Linked DNA regions of Homo sapiens: all the other regions are linked to region 3. Evidence: chromatin contacts called from ENCODE Hi-C or POLR2A ChIA-PET data. All regions are on one chromosome and are shown on one strand. The core of a region is the stretch at or near the end of the contact, and the rest is flanking DNA. Distances in the headings are between cores, read along the strand shown. Region 1 overlaps SP110 (SP110 nuclear body protein). Region 2 has its middle 22 kb from the start of SPATA3-AS1. Region 3 has its middle 41 kb from the start of LINC01907.

Region 1 (3,943 bases), core at 618-3,117, 450 kb before region 3:
CACTGTCAGATCTGAATCCAAGCCACCAAGAACTCTCATGGCATCTGCCCCAAAATGGCTGCCCTGCCTCCATTCTTTCCCAGCTCCAACTCATTCTTTACACCGTAGCAAAATTGAGCTTACATTGTGTCACTTCACTGACTAAATCTCTTCAATGGCTTCCCATTGCATTTAGAATAAAATTCAACCCTCCACAGCTTGACCTACAAGCCCTGCATGAGCTGTTTCCAGCCTCCAGCTTCCTCTTGTACTCTCATCTTACCTCCTGGGAGGCTTTTTTTCTTATGTCTCCTTTTTGGAGTTGACCAGATACATCTTTTTCTTTTCTTTCCTAAAAAGAAAGGATAATGTTTTATAGTTACAAACATTGATCTCCCAATCTTGTATGTCAATGATATTCAGCTTTTACTTTTGGTCTTCAAACCACATTGCTAGAAGTTCATTGGTGACCTTAGGTGATGGTACTTCAGGGAGTAATAGGGGAAGAAGGACTCTAAAATGACAGAGGAAAAGGAGAAACGAAGAAATAGAGACAGGGAGTTTAGGTAGCTCATTTCTAGAAGTTTGGTTGTGAAATGAAGGAGAGAGATATGGAAGTAGTTGAAGTGAGATGAGAATCAAGAAAAAGCATTTTTTAATGAGCTGTGATACATGTAATGCAGATTCTTGTGTGAGACATACTGCTTTAATGAATACTTGAGAGAGAAGGGATCATGGATACTATAAGATGAGGCAGAAGGATTGTCTTAGAAGAGAAGGAGGGAACTCGGAGAGGAGGGAGACAGATGTAGTTAGGGTTTGTAGGACTAGCAGCACAAATAAGGGGATTCTCATCTGATATCTCCTTATGGTGCAGGAGGGAAAGTCACTGATTGAGCAAAAAGCAGGAGGTGAGGGGGTCAGAGGTTTGAAAAATAGGGCTTGAGGTTTGAAAGGATTATTGCAGGAAGTAGCATTGTCACACAGTAAGGAGAGATGATTTGTGCTGGAACCATGAAGACCAGTGAGTGCACTCTGCCCTGCTGTGGAACTCTCTCCAGCACTGCTGGCTTTCAGATGCAGTGTACAGGAAGTAGGTAAGTAGGGTCTTCCAAGACTTGCCAGAGAGTTCTAGGAAAAGGCAGAGAGGAAAGGCAGGTTTAAGATAATGGCAATAGATTACTGAAATGATGAATCTTGGACTGTGAGTTAGTGTCAATGTTAAAAAGCTGGGAAGCAAAGAAAAGCAGATGATGGCTTGGAAGGAGGAAAGGCCAGTGGACTGGTGATCCAAATGAGGTTGAAGGACAACTTCAGAGGAAACAACAAATAAATAAGCACAGAAAAATATATTTTTGATTCTTTTTCTTTTGTTAGGATTGGGCTGGGAAAGAGTGATCAGAGGTTGAATGATAGCTATAAAAGGAGAAAAGCTCAAGGACAGGTATCAAAAAAGGAATTCTGAAATTAACTGTTGGGAAATCGAGCCAGGTTTGAATGACGATAGGGTCTATAGCTTGCCTTTGGGTATGGGAGGCCAAGAATTGGTGGAGGAAAAAGTCATGGAAAATGAGAAGATGAAGGATTTGAGGGGCCAGAGTATTGGATAACAGAGTTGTCTGTTATCCGTGTGTACCCTGAAGGCATCTAGGATGATGCTGGGACTTGAAATGACAGAAAAGCAGCTTTTGAAAGGATTATTGGGGAAATTATTGGATGATATTGATGATGAGTGAGTGAACATTTTAATTGAATGGTTAAGACTCAAAGGAGAGGATCAGGGAGGAAGGGGCTGGATGGGGCCAGTAGGCAGCAAAGGACAGACATCTAACCTGTCTCTCACCATGAGGTGTGAGTGATGGATGGCAGAGAATGCCTAGCCATGTCTTAAGAGGAAGTGGGTTCCTCTCTGGGGAACCAACTTTCAGTTAAAGAGGGAAGTGCAATTAACACTCTAAGAAGTTGTGAATATAGGAGATTGATTTTTTCAGAACAGGCAATTCCAATGGCATATTTCAATACCCCCAAATGCCTTCTGGTTTCCTGATAATTTTCATAAAGGCCTTTTTGGAAGATGCAGCAAATGGAAACTGCAGAAACGAACTGTGTGTGGCATCAGGACTGTGGTCACATAGTGGTGCTCTTGACAAGATACAGTCAGAAAAACAGAAAGCAACTCTGAATTCACCCTTCTGACCTCTACAGAAGAAAGGCTTTTCTTACCTTTCTTGTCTGAAGGTGTGCTGGACACCTCCTGGGGCTCTTCTGGGTCATTTGGTTCTGGAGAATTATCTCTTATCTCTGACAAAAGAAATATAAGTCATTTCAGAGCTCAGATCCAGTGAAGAGAAAGTGCTGAGGGAAGTCAATGCAAGAACTAGAAAAGTAGAAAGTACATGCAGCCCAGGGCCGGGAATCTGCTTGCCCTAAGAATTCCCTGGCTCTGTCTTGATTTTTGCCAACTTGTGGTTATTGTTACCTGTGCGACCATCACAGGGAACTAGGGCACAACTGCCCCACAGCAGAGGCTCAGTCTGATCCTTTTAGAGAGATTATCTTATGGATGGAAGAGAAGTGAGTGAAGAAGGTGCAATGAATGGAAATTGCAGGAATAAACTGTGCTGGGTATCATGACTATAGTCACATGGTTTCTGCTCCCAGCAGCCCCTGCTCAAGGAATGAAGCTGAGAGCGGAAAGTGGTGATATTGAAATCTGATGTCCATGATGAAGGGGAATGTCTTTGCTGTATGAAAAATACATCTTATTGCTTTGACGTCTATGTGTGGATATTCTTTAACTGCTCTATCTGTGGTTATTTTACTTGGAGAAATAGTGGAGAAGGCTAAATGCCTTATATATTTCTGTATATAAGGATTGTTTGAAGAAAGCAGGAGCTAGCCTGTGCTTGCTAGCACCTGTTAACAGCAAAGACATATAAAGCTCTGCTAGTTTTTGCTGCACAAAGAAAGACAGAGAACTTGAAGCCATAACAAATAAAGGCTCATCTCACATGAAGCTGTCACCTTTTTCTTTACACACTGCATTGAGATTGGTCTCAAATGCTGGCCTGCTTAGGAATAGGTGACTGAGGCAGGTGGCAAGCAGTCATTAGATCTTTGGAATAATTTATTACCTTTCAAGTTATATTCATAATATCAACTCTTAAACTCCAAGTGATATAGAAATGACCAGGGTTGAAAGTGAAAATTCCCCACAGTCAGGTGGGGGCTTGGAAGGAGGACCATCCATGTCTGCTGCAGCAATTCACTATTAGGGCCACACAGTGTTTTTGTTCATTTGCTTTGCATTTTGACAGAGCCGTTTTGAGCACTACTTTATTGAAGTGGCCTCAGAAGAGTGGCTCTGTCAAACAGTCCAGCCTGACTCAGTTCCCTTGCTTTCCCCTGGGGTTCCTGCCACAACCCTTTGTGGCAGGTGAATGTTTCCCTTTCAGGCGCTTTGTGGCATTTGGAGTCCAAACCTACAGGCACTGGTGGGGCTCTGTCCATCATCATCCGTGGCCCTATCCAAGTCTACCTTTTCCAGACTTGCCTCCTTTGCCCTCCCCCAGGGACTCTGTATCCATTCAGAGGTCGGGTCTCCTGCCTGTTCAAGCTCCCAAGTGCTGGGTGAACTGGAAGCTGGGCCAAGATTGCTGAGAGGCAGGAGGAGAGCCCCCTCTCTAGAAGATCCGAATGGCTTTTCCTCTTAGTAAACACAGAAACAAAGGCAAGCTTTTAGGTTGACCAAACCAAGATTACCTGGCATAGAGCCCAAGGGAGAGTGGGGCATCTCTTGAGGGTCTTCTTTATCTCTTATTTGGGGGATCAGGTTGTCACTGGCCACTGAATGGAGGAAGAAAAAGTTTTAGATCTCAGGAACAGCAAGCAGGGACCAGAATGAGGAGAAAAGAGAATGCTCTATTCCAACAAGTAAAAATGACGGGGTAACAGCAACCAAGGC
Region 2 (3,770 bases), core at 734-3,233, 310 kb after region 3:
CCTCCCCCCTCTCTCTCTTGCTCCTACTCCGGCCACGTGGTAAGTGCTGGCTTCCACTTTGTCTTCTGCAATGATTGTAAGTTTCCTGAGGCCTCCTGGAAGCCAAGCAGAAGGCCAGCATCATGTTTCCTGTACAGCCTGTGGAATCGAGAGCCAATGAAACCTCTTTTCTTTATAAATTACCCAGTCTCAGGTATGTCTTTTTTTATTCTTTTTTCCTTTTTTTGAGACAGGGTCTTGCTCTCTTGTCCAGGCTGCAGAACAGTGGCATGACACAGCTCACTGCAGCCTCGACCTCTCAGGCTCAATCGATCCACCCACCTCAGCCACCTGAGTAGTTGGGACTACAGGTATGGGCCGCTATGCCCAGCTAATTTTTTTTTCTCTTTTTGAGACGGAGTGAGCTCTGTCGCCCAGGCTGGAGTGCAGTGGCGCAATCTGGGCTTGCTGCAATCTCCGCATCCCGGGTTCACGCCATTCTGCTGCCTCAGCCTTCCGAGTAACTGGGACTACAGGCGCCCACCACCACGCCCAGCTAATTTTTTGTATTTTTAGTAGAGACGGGGTTTCACCATGTTAGCCAGGATGGTCTCAATCCTCTGACCTCGTGACCCACCTGCCTTGGCCTCCCAAAGTGCTAGGACTACAGGCATGAGCCACTGCGCCCGGCTTATGCCCAGCTAATTTTTGTATTTTTTGTAGAGATGGGGTTTCACCATGTTGCACAGGCTGGTCTTGAGCTCCTGGACTTAAGTGATCCTCTCACCTTGGCCTCCCAAAGTGCTGGAATTACAGGCATGCACCATCGTGACTGGCCCAGTATCAGGTATTTCTTTATAGCAATGCAAGAACAGACGAATACACACGCAGTGGAGTATTACTCAACATTACAAAGGAAGGAGATTCTGACCCATGCTCTCATATGGATGAAACTTGGAGACATTATACTAAGTCAAATAAGTCAATCACAAAAAGAAAAATACCGTATGATTCCACTTAAAGAGGTACCTAGGGTAGTCAAATGCATAGACATAGAAATTAGGATTATGGTTGGTTGCCAGGAGCTGGGGGAAGTGGGGGATGGGGAGTTGGTGGTGGTTGTACTAGGTGAACATAACTTAATTCCACTGAACTCAACACTTACAGTGGTTACAATGGTGAATTCTAGGTTATGTCTATTTTACCACAATTTTTAAAAATAATTTAAAATCCATGATAAATAGAGTGACCATATAGTTTATTGTCTAAACTGGGACACTTTGGGCAATGAAAGTGGATGCTTTTAATAACTACACCTCGATCCTAGGGGTTAAAGAGACTGCCCTAGGTAGCCTGGGGGTTCCCCAAAATAGTCACTTCTCCACTTACTTCAGTTGAAAGTGTCTTCTTCGCCTGGTAAATATTCAGTACAGTAGCTATGGAAGAAATGTCACCATGAACGGTGCCAAGATATAATTATTCCTGTTCTGGAATGTCAAACTTTAACATTTTGGCCACAATATTCTCTTTTGATCACATTGTCATAATAATTTTGGGATAAAGTGGATGTATCCAGAAGTCCATTCTATGTTGGGACACTTGGCATTGCTCCATGCTTGTGTGGGGGTGGCACCTTTACCTCCCTGCCTCAATCCTCCCCTTCCCTCCCACTGTCCCCTTCCACCTATCCTTTCAGGTAGGTCTTACACAAATGGCCCCTCCTCTGTCCTGTCTTTCCTGATCCACCCTGTGGCATTTCTCCACTTCCAAACTTCTCTGGTGCTTTTACTTGGCGTCAGGTGACATGCGATAAGACCTGGATTAATTAGTTAATGTTAATAACATCTGCTTGACTGCCAATCCTGAAAAATACCGTAATTAACATCATCAACCAGCCATAGGGAAACCACCTTGGACCTCCCCGTGTAAACTACTTTGGGCAGTGCCTTGGGTTTTTCAAGAGTTTGTCAGGCACTTGAGGTTGAGGCTCGAAGAAAGAATATTATTTGATTCTTAGCCATGGTGGGAACCGACATTTATCTAAGTGTTTTTCATAGACAGGAAGTGGTAATTCTCACCCTCCCTGATCTGGGCTCTGACTCACTGGGGTGCCCCAGCCTCTGGGCCTGGGCTCACTAGTGGTAGCCAGCTGACCTGAGCATCAGAGTAAGATGCGTGCCTGAAAAATTCCCCTGGTGGGGCCGGTCATGAAAAGTGCCGTTCTCCTCATTCATGTGGTTTTGTCAGGATGCCCGGATTCCGCAGGCCCGGGCCAGTTATTTTGAGCACACAAGTCACTTTAAAAGACCCCTAAAGGTCACTGGTCCCAAGGATTATTTCACCCCCTCACCACAGTTAATGTCGTCTCCCCACCTCTGTTTTTCTGTATTCCCATAACACATTCTGAGTGTGGCTATGTGATGTAAAGAGCTGTTTTCATGCAAATGTTCAGGGTAACATCATGCATAGTGTCTTAGTTCATCTCCTGCCGCTATACCAAAATACCACAGACTGGGTAATTTACAAGGCACAGACGTTTATTTGGCTCATGGTTCTGGAGCTGGGAAGTCCAAGAGCGTGGTGCTGGTATCTAGTGAGGGCCATCCCATGGCGGAAGGCATCACGTCGTGAGAGAGAACACACGCGAGAGGAAGGAAAGAGGGGCAGAATTCCCTGATTTTATATCTAAGTCACTCCTGTGACAGCTAATCCAGTACCCCAATAATGGCCTGAATCCACTCATGAGAGCTGTGTTCCCATGACCTAATCACCACTTAAACGTGCCACTTCTCAACATTGTTGCACTGGCAATTAAGTTTCCAACACATGAACTTTGGGGGACACATTCAAACCACAGCACTTAGAATATAACAGGATTGCCCCCCTACAGCCATGAGTCCCTTGGATCACCAAGTTAATGTAACAATAACAAAGTCTAATATGATTTACAGGAAATTGGAAGCTTTAAGTAGCCTCGTGAAGCCAAAGGGCAGCATTAGAGCATATCTTTTGACACCCGAAGCTTGTGTCAAAAAGGGTATTAACAGTTGACCGCCTCACACCCACGAGGATGACTATAATTTTTTAAATGGAAAATAACCATTGGCAAGGATGTGGGAAAACCGGAACCCTCCTACTTTGCTTGTGAAAAATGTAAAACGGTGCAGCTGATGTGGAAATCAATTTGTTGGTTCATCAAAAATTTAAACATGGGGCCAGGTGCAGTGGCTCACGCCTGTAATCCCAGCACTTTGGGAGGCCAAGGCGGGCAGACCACGAGGTCAGGAGTTCGAGACCAGCCTGGCCAACATTATGAAACCCCGACTCTACTAAAAATACAAAAATTAGCCTGGCGTAGTGGCACATGCCTGTAGTCCCAGCTACTCGGGAGGCTGAGGCAGAAGAATCGCTTGAACCCGGGAGGCAGAGGTTGCAGCGAGCTGAGGTCATGCCACTGCACTCCAGCCTGGGTGACAGAGTGAGACTTTATCTCAAAAAAAAAAAAAAATTTAAACATGGAGTTTCCATATGACCCAGAAGTCCCATTTCTAGTATGTACCCAGAAGAATAGAAACACAGGTTAAAACAGTGACCAAAATGTAAAAACAGCCCAGCTGTCCATAAGCTGTAAATGGATAAACTAGACTGTAGTACATTCATAAAACGGAATATTTCATCATAAAAAGAAGGCACTACCAACGCATGCTGCAGCTTGGATGAACCTAAGTGAAAGAAGCCAGACACAAAAGGACACATATTGTATGATTTCATATGTATGAAATATCCAGGAT
Region 3 (3,982 bases), core at 1,483-3,982:
CGGAGCTCTGCCTTTCTCTCCTGAGGTGCCCTGCACATGTCAGGGTCCCCGTGGGTGGCCGGAAGGAAAAGCTTCATGAAGGGAAGAAACCAGCCCTTCAGTGGTATGGGGCTCCCCTGGTCCCTGGAGGAACAGTAGCCTCTGTCTGAGTCCTAAACTGGGGCAACAGGCCGGGCACAATGTCTCAAGCTTGTAATCCTAGCACTTTGAGGCACCGAGGCAGGCCGATTGCCTGAGCTCAGGGGTTCGAGACCAGCCTGGGCAACATGGTGAAACCCCGTCTCTACTAAAATACAAAAAATTAGCCAGGTGTGGCAACATGCACCTATAGTCCCAGTTACTCGGGAGGCTGAGGCAGGAGAATTGCTTTAACCCAGGAGGCGGAGGTTGCAGTAAGCTGAGATCACACCACTGCACTCCAGCCTGGGCGACAGAGCGAGACTCTGTCTCAAAAACAATAAAAATAAGTAAATAAAATAAACAAATAAACTGGTGCAGCAGTCCCCTCAGTGGTCATGTGTCCACAGGTTTCCATCACAGCCCTGCAGTGACAGGATGGCTAGATGCCCTGCAGAAATCCTTTCCTGGACATACTCCCTCCTCCAGCCACCAGCCCCCCACTGGGTACAGTGCTCATCACAGCCTGGGGTGGAGGCATCAGCAATGCCCTCTTCAAGCTCTTCCCAAAGAAAGTGCCCCATCCGCCTGCCTCTGGCCCTGCCTGACCTGCACATGAGCCACCAGCTTCCTGCCAGGCCTCTGGTGATCCCTGGAACAGTCTCTAGAGCAGGAGCAGGAGCAGGAGCAGGCAGGGCCTGTATCTTCACTCTGCCTGAGCCCAGGCAGGCTCAGCTATGCCTTCAGGCCCCTCGACCACAATCATGGTGACCACATCCCTGGGATAGTCCCTGCTTTGATAACCTGCCTCACTAGTGCCTGCTAAGCACCGCTCCGCCCAGCCTGGTGTGTCCTCCACATCTTCAACCTCTGCAGTCTTCCCAGGGCTGCCCATGCCCTCCCTGGTTTCCAGTCTCTCCTCTACCACTCTCCTCCATCCCCTCAGTCATCCCCCGGTGCTCCCCTTCCAGACCCCACGGTTGCCCCTGTGCCACCTGACTGTCCAACTTTTCTCCAAGCACTCAAGATGGTCTCAGTGCTCCCCACCCCCACCTAGTGAGTCAATTTCAGTACCTGGGCCCTCTAATTCTGCCCTGCGGAGTCTCAAAGTATGTGCTGCCCACTCACCAGAGGAAACAGAAAGCACCTTCTCAGAATACAGCAGGCTTTAATTTCTAGAACTGTGGAGTCATTCAGAAAATGAGAAGAAGAGTGTTGGGTGTCTGATAAGTGAAGATAAGGGCTCAGAGGGATTGCAGGTCGTGGGGTGCGGAGGGGTGGAAGGGAAGACAGTTATGCTAATTTTTCTAAAGAAGAGCCTAGACATCAGCCCATACATAGGATCAGCTGTGGTTAGGAGGCAGCGCCTTACCAAAACCTGCAGGAACAGCCCCCTCCTCCGTCACTCTGTGCCAAGCCCAGCCCCTGTGGCTGCAGCTTGAGAAGCCCCTGATGTGCTCTCAGAGGCATTTCCCCTGGCGCAGTGGCTGGTGGGCACCTGGAACAGGAGCCCTGCAGCTTCCCCAGACTCAAGCAGGCAGTCACGGCCTTGTGCAGCCTCGACATGGCCTCTGGCTTCTCAACAAGGCCCCCAGTCCATCTGCCTCTGTGCCCGGCCTGCTGACACACCACTGCCCTCGTTCTATGCCAAGCACCTTCCAGTGTGCCACCCAGGGACCGGTGGCAGGAAGCAGGCTCCTAACAGACATGGATTGGGCTCCTGGGCACAATTACTCTACTTCTTTTTTTTTTGAGACGGAGTCTTGCTCCGTCACCAGGCTGGAGTGCAGTGGCGTGATCTCAGCTCACTGCAACCTCCGCTTCCCAGGTTCAAGCAATTCTCCTGCCTCAGCCACCCGAGTAGCTGCGATTACAGGCACGTGCCACTGTGCCCAGCTAATTTTTTTGTATTTTTAGCAGAGACAGGGTTTCACCATGTTGGTCAGACTGGTCTCGATCTTGTGACCTCGTGATCCACCCTCCTCGGCCTCCCAAAGTGCTGGGATTACAGGCGTGAGCCACCGCGCCTGGCCCACTTACTCTACTTCTGCACCCCCCACCCTGCACATAAGGAGGGTACATCAGACCCAGAGGATGGCAACCCCCCCAGACTCAGAGGCCACAGGGAAGGGCCTGCGCTGGCCCACCTTCACCTCGATGCTGACTCGCAGAGCTCCGGGAATGTGGACCAGCAGGGAAGGAAAAGGTTCCCAGATAGACTCCGGAAACAGAGCTCACATGACCCCCCTGGGACTCTCTCGTCCCCGCACTGTCCCTGCCAAGGAAAGGACAAGGCCTTGGGCCAGTCTTCTGCAGGAGGTGTCCTGGACAGGCAGTTCCCAACCCACGTGTACAGGCAGTGGCTTCAGATTTGTCTCTGGGCTGTGCTTGTTCCTCTAGGAAGGGCCCCAGCAATTCCAGCCCCAGGGAAATTTTCTCTCCTTCTTCTGGTGTGGATCAGCCAGGGCATTTCACAACCAGCTACAGATGACAAAGAACTGGTAACAGGGCCACCTCCCGTGCCCTGGTCTGGGTGTCCCGGTGAAACTGAATGAAATGAACAGCAGGTGGCCGGGGTCAAACACCAAGTTAAACAGAAGGGGACAATCTCAGCTCCCAGGCAGAGACCACGGGTGGGGGAGGGAGAGCGGGCAGGAGGTTACAGACCACGTGAATAAGAGTTCAGATCTTTGTGGTACTGGTTGGCAGTTTCCGTTCTTACACCCCAGCTTCCTTCCTGATTCTCTGCCCAGCACAAGGGGATTGGGGAACATGTCCAGCCAACTATAGCCAAAGGCAGCACAGGGCAAGGTATACAGTCAGTGCCAGTTAATGGTTAAGACAGCCAGCATATCAGGCATTGCAGTGAGCCGAGATTGCACCACTGTACTCCAGCCTGGGCAACAGAATGAGACTCCATCTCAAAAAAAAAAAAAAAAAAGAAATAGACAGCCAGCATAGGAGTCAGACAGGATCCCAACTCCACACTTGAACTCTCTAAGCCTCGGTTTCCTCATCTGTAAAATAGTGATAACATTGAAGACCATCTCACAGGGATGCCAAGAAAATTAAATGAGAAACTCTATGGAATGCACTTAGGACAGGGCCTGGCACATAGTAGGACCTCAATAAATATTAGCCATACTATCAACTTGACTGAGAATGGTAGTTGAAGAACCAGTGGGCTCCACACAATCTCATATTAGAGAATCTGACTCTCCAGGCAGGCGTGAGAGTCAGTGCATGATGATTAAATCCTTTGAGGCACACGGGGGAAATGTGTCCTGCCTAGGGCTGTCTTACTTCTCTTCCTCACCCCTGTTGGCCTCAGTATCTGGAACTGCACCATAGAGATGAGTCCCTTTGGGTAGTGCCAGGCAGCGACTCAGATCCCAGGGTTCCAAATAGAGACACAGGGGCACTGCTGTACTGGGGGCATGGAGGGCTATAGCATGGGCCGGCTTAGGGGTGTGGTTTGAGCACCCCAGTTCCCCATAGGCCTGATTCCCCACAGAGCTCAGATGTAGAAGGGCCTGGCAGATCGGGCAACCAAAGCTCCTTTCCCTAACCTCACAAGGTCCAGAACCCCAAGATTTAGACTTTCTTCCTTTCCCCAGCCCCCTTATCACCACTTCCTGGCACTCAGCTCCTGCATCTGAGAAATGAGTATGGTACCAGGGTTGTGGTTAGGCTCAAATGAGCAACCCATGCAAAATCCTTTGAACCGAGCTAGACATAGGTGTGGTATTAGTTTGATAGGGCTGCCATTACCTAGATCCACAGACCGGGTGCCTTAAGCAACAGAAGTATACTTCCTCATGATTCTGGAGGCTGGAAGTCTGAGATCCAGGTGTTGACAGGGTTG

What was found. Hi-C counts contacts between places; a loop is a spot of excess contacts on that map. ChIA-PET counts read pairs that join two places held with the same protein, here RNA polymerase II (POLR2A). Pooled maps may share reads with other maps.
Region 1: a loop to region 3 is called in a map with no recorded cell type, with 3 times the contacts of the local background. The contact joins two enhancer-like sites. A Hi-C loop is called at or near these places in 18 of 37 single-sample maps with no recorded cell type and 5 of 50 pooled maps. POLR2A ChIA-PET finds 5 or more read pairs at or near these places in 3 of 52 experiments (activated B cell, activated naive CD4-positive, alpha-beta T cell and activated naive CD8-positive, alpha-beta T cell).
Region 2: a loop to region 3 is called in a map of GM12878, with 4 times the contacts of the local background. The contact joins two enhancer-like sites. A Hi-C loop is called at or near these places in 2 of 168 maps with a recorded cell type or tissue (GM11168 and GM12878), 24 of 37 single-sample maps with no recorded cell type and 13 of 50 pooled maps. POLR2A ChIA-PET finds 5 or more read pairs at or near these places in 1 of 52 experiments (GM10248).

The regions. Positions count from the first base shown.
Region 1 is chr2:230,207,729-230,211,671 of GRCh38, forward strand. SP110 (SP110 nuclear body protein) reads right to left here. Exons shown (of 19, transcript NM_080424.4): 6 at 3,742-3,825; 7 at 2,203-2,280; 8 at 263-331. It also overlaps a transcript of SP140 not described here. Among named protein-coding and RNA genes, the nearest start is that of SP110, 10 kb to the right of the region's middle. Within about 2 kb of position 1,868, at least 2 of the 41 ENCODE cell types and tissues checked have a DNase peak (open chromatin) inside an H3K27ac peak, as active enhancers do.
Region 2 is chr2:230,972,293-230,976,062 of GRCh38, forward strand. No RefSeq gene overlaps it. Among named protein-coding and RNA genes, the nearest start is that of SPATA3-AS1, 22 kb to the right of the region's middle. RefSeq lists enhancers at 1,829-1,878, 1,999-2,138, 3,553-3,672. Within about 2 kb of position 1,984, at least 4 of the 41 ENCODE cell types and tissues checked have a DNase peak (open chromatin) inside an H3K27ac peak, as active enhancers do; they include GM12878, where a contact is called at or near this core.
Region 3 is chr2:230,658,024-230,662,005 of GRCh38, forward strand. No RefSeq gene overlaps it. Among named protein-coding and RNA genes, the nearest start is that of LINC01907, 41 kb to the right of the region's middle. RefSeq lists a cis regulatory region at 601-1,729 and enhancers at 617-706, 767-816, 1,147-1,416, 2,051-2,607. Within about 2 kb of position 2,733, at least 18 of the 41 ENCODE cell types and tissues checked have a DNase peak (open chromatin) inside an H3K27ac peak, as active enhancers do; they include GM12878, where a contact is called at or near this core.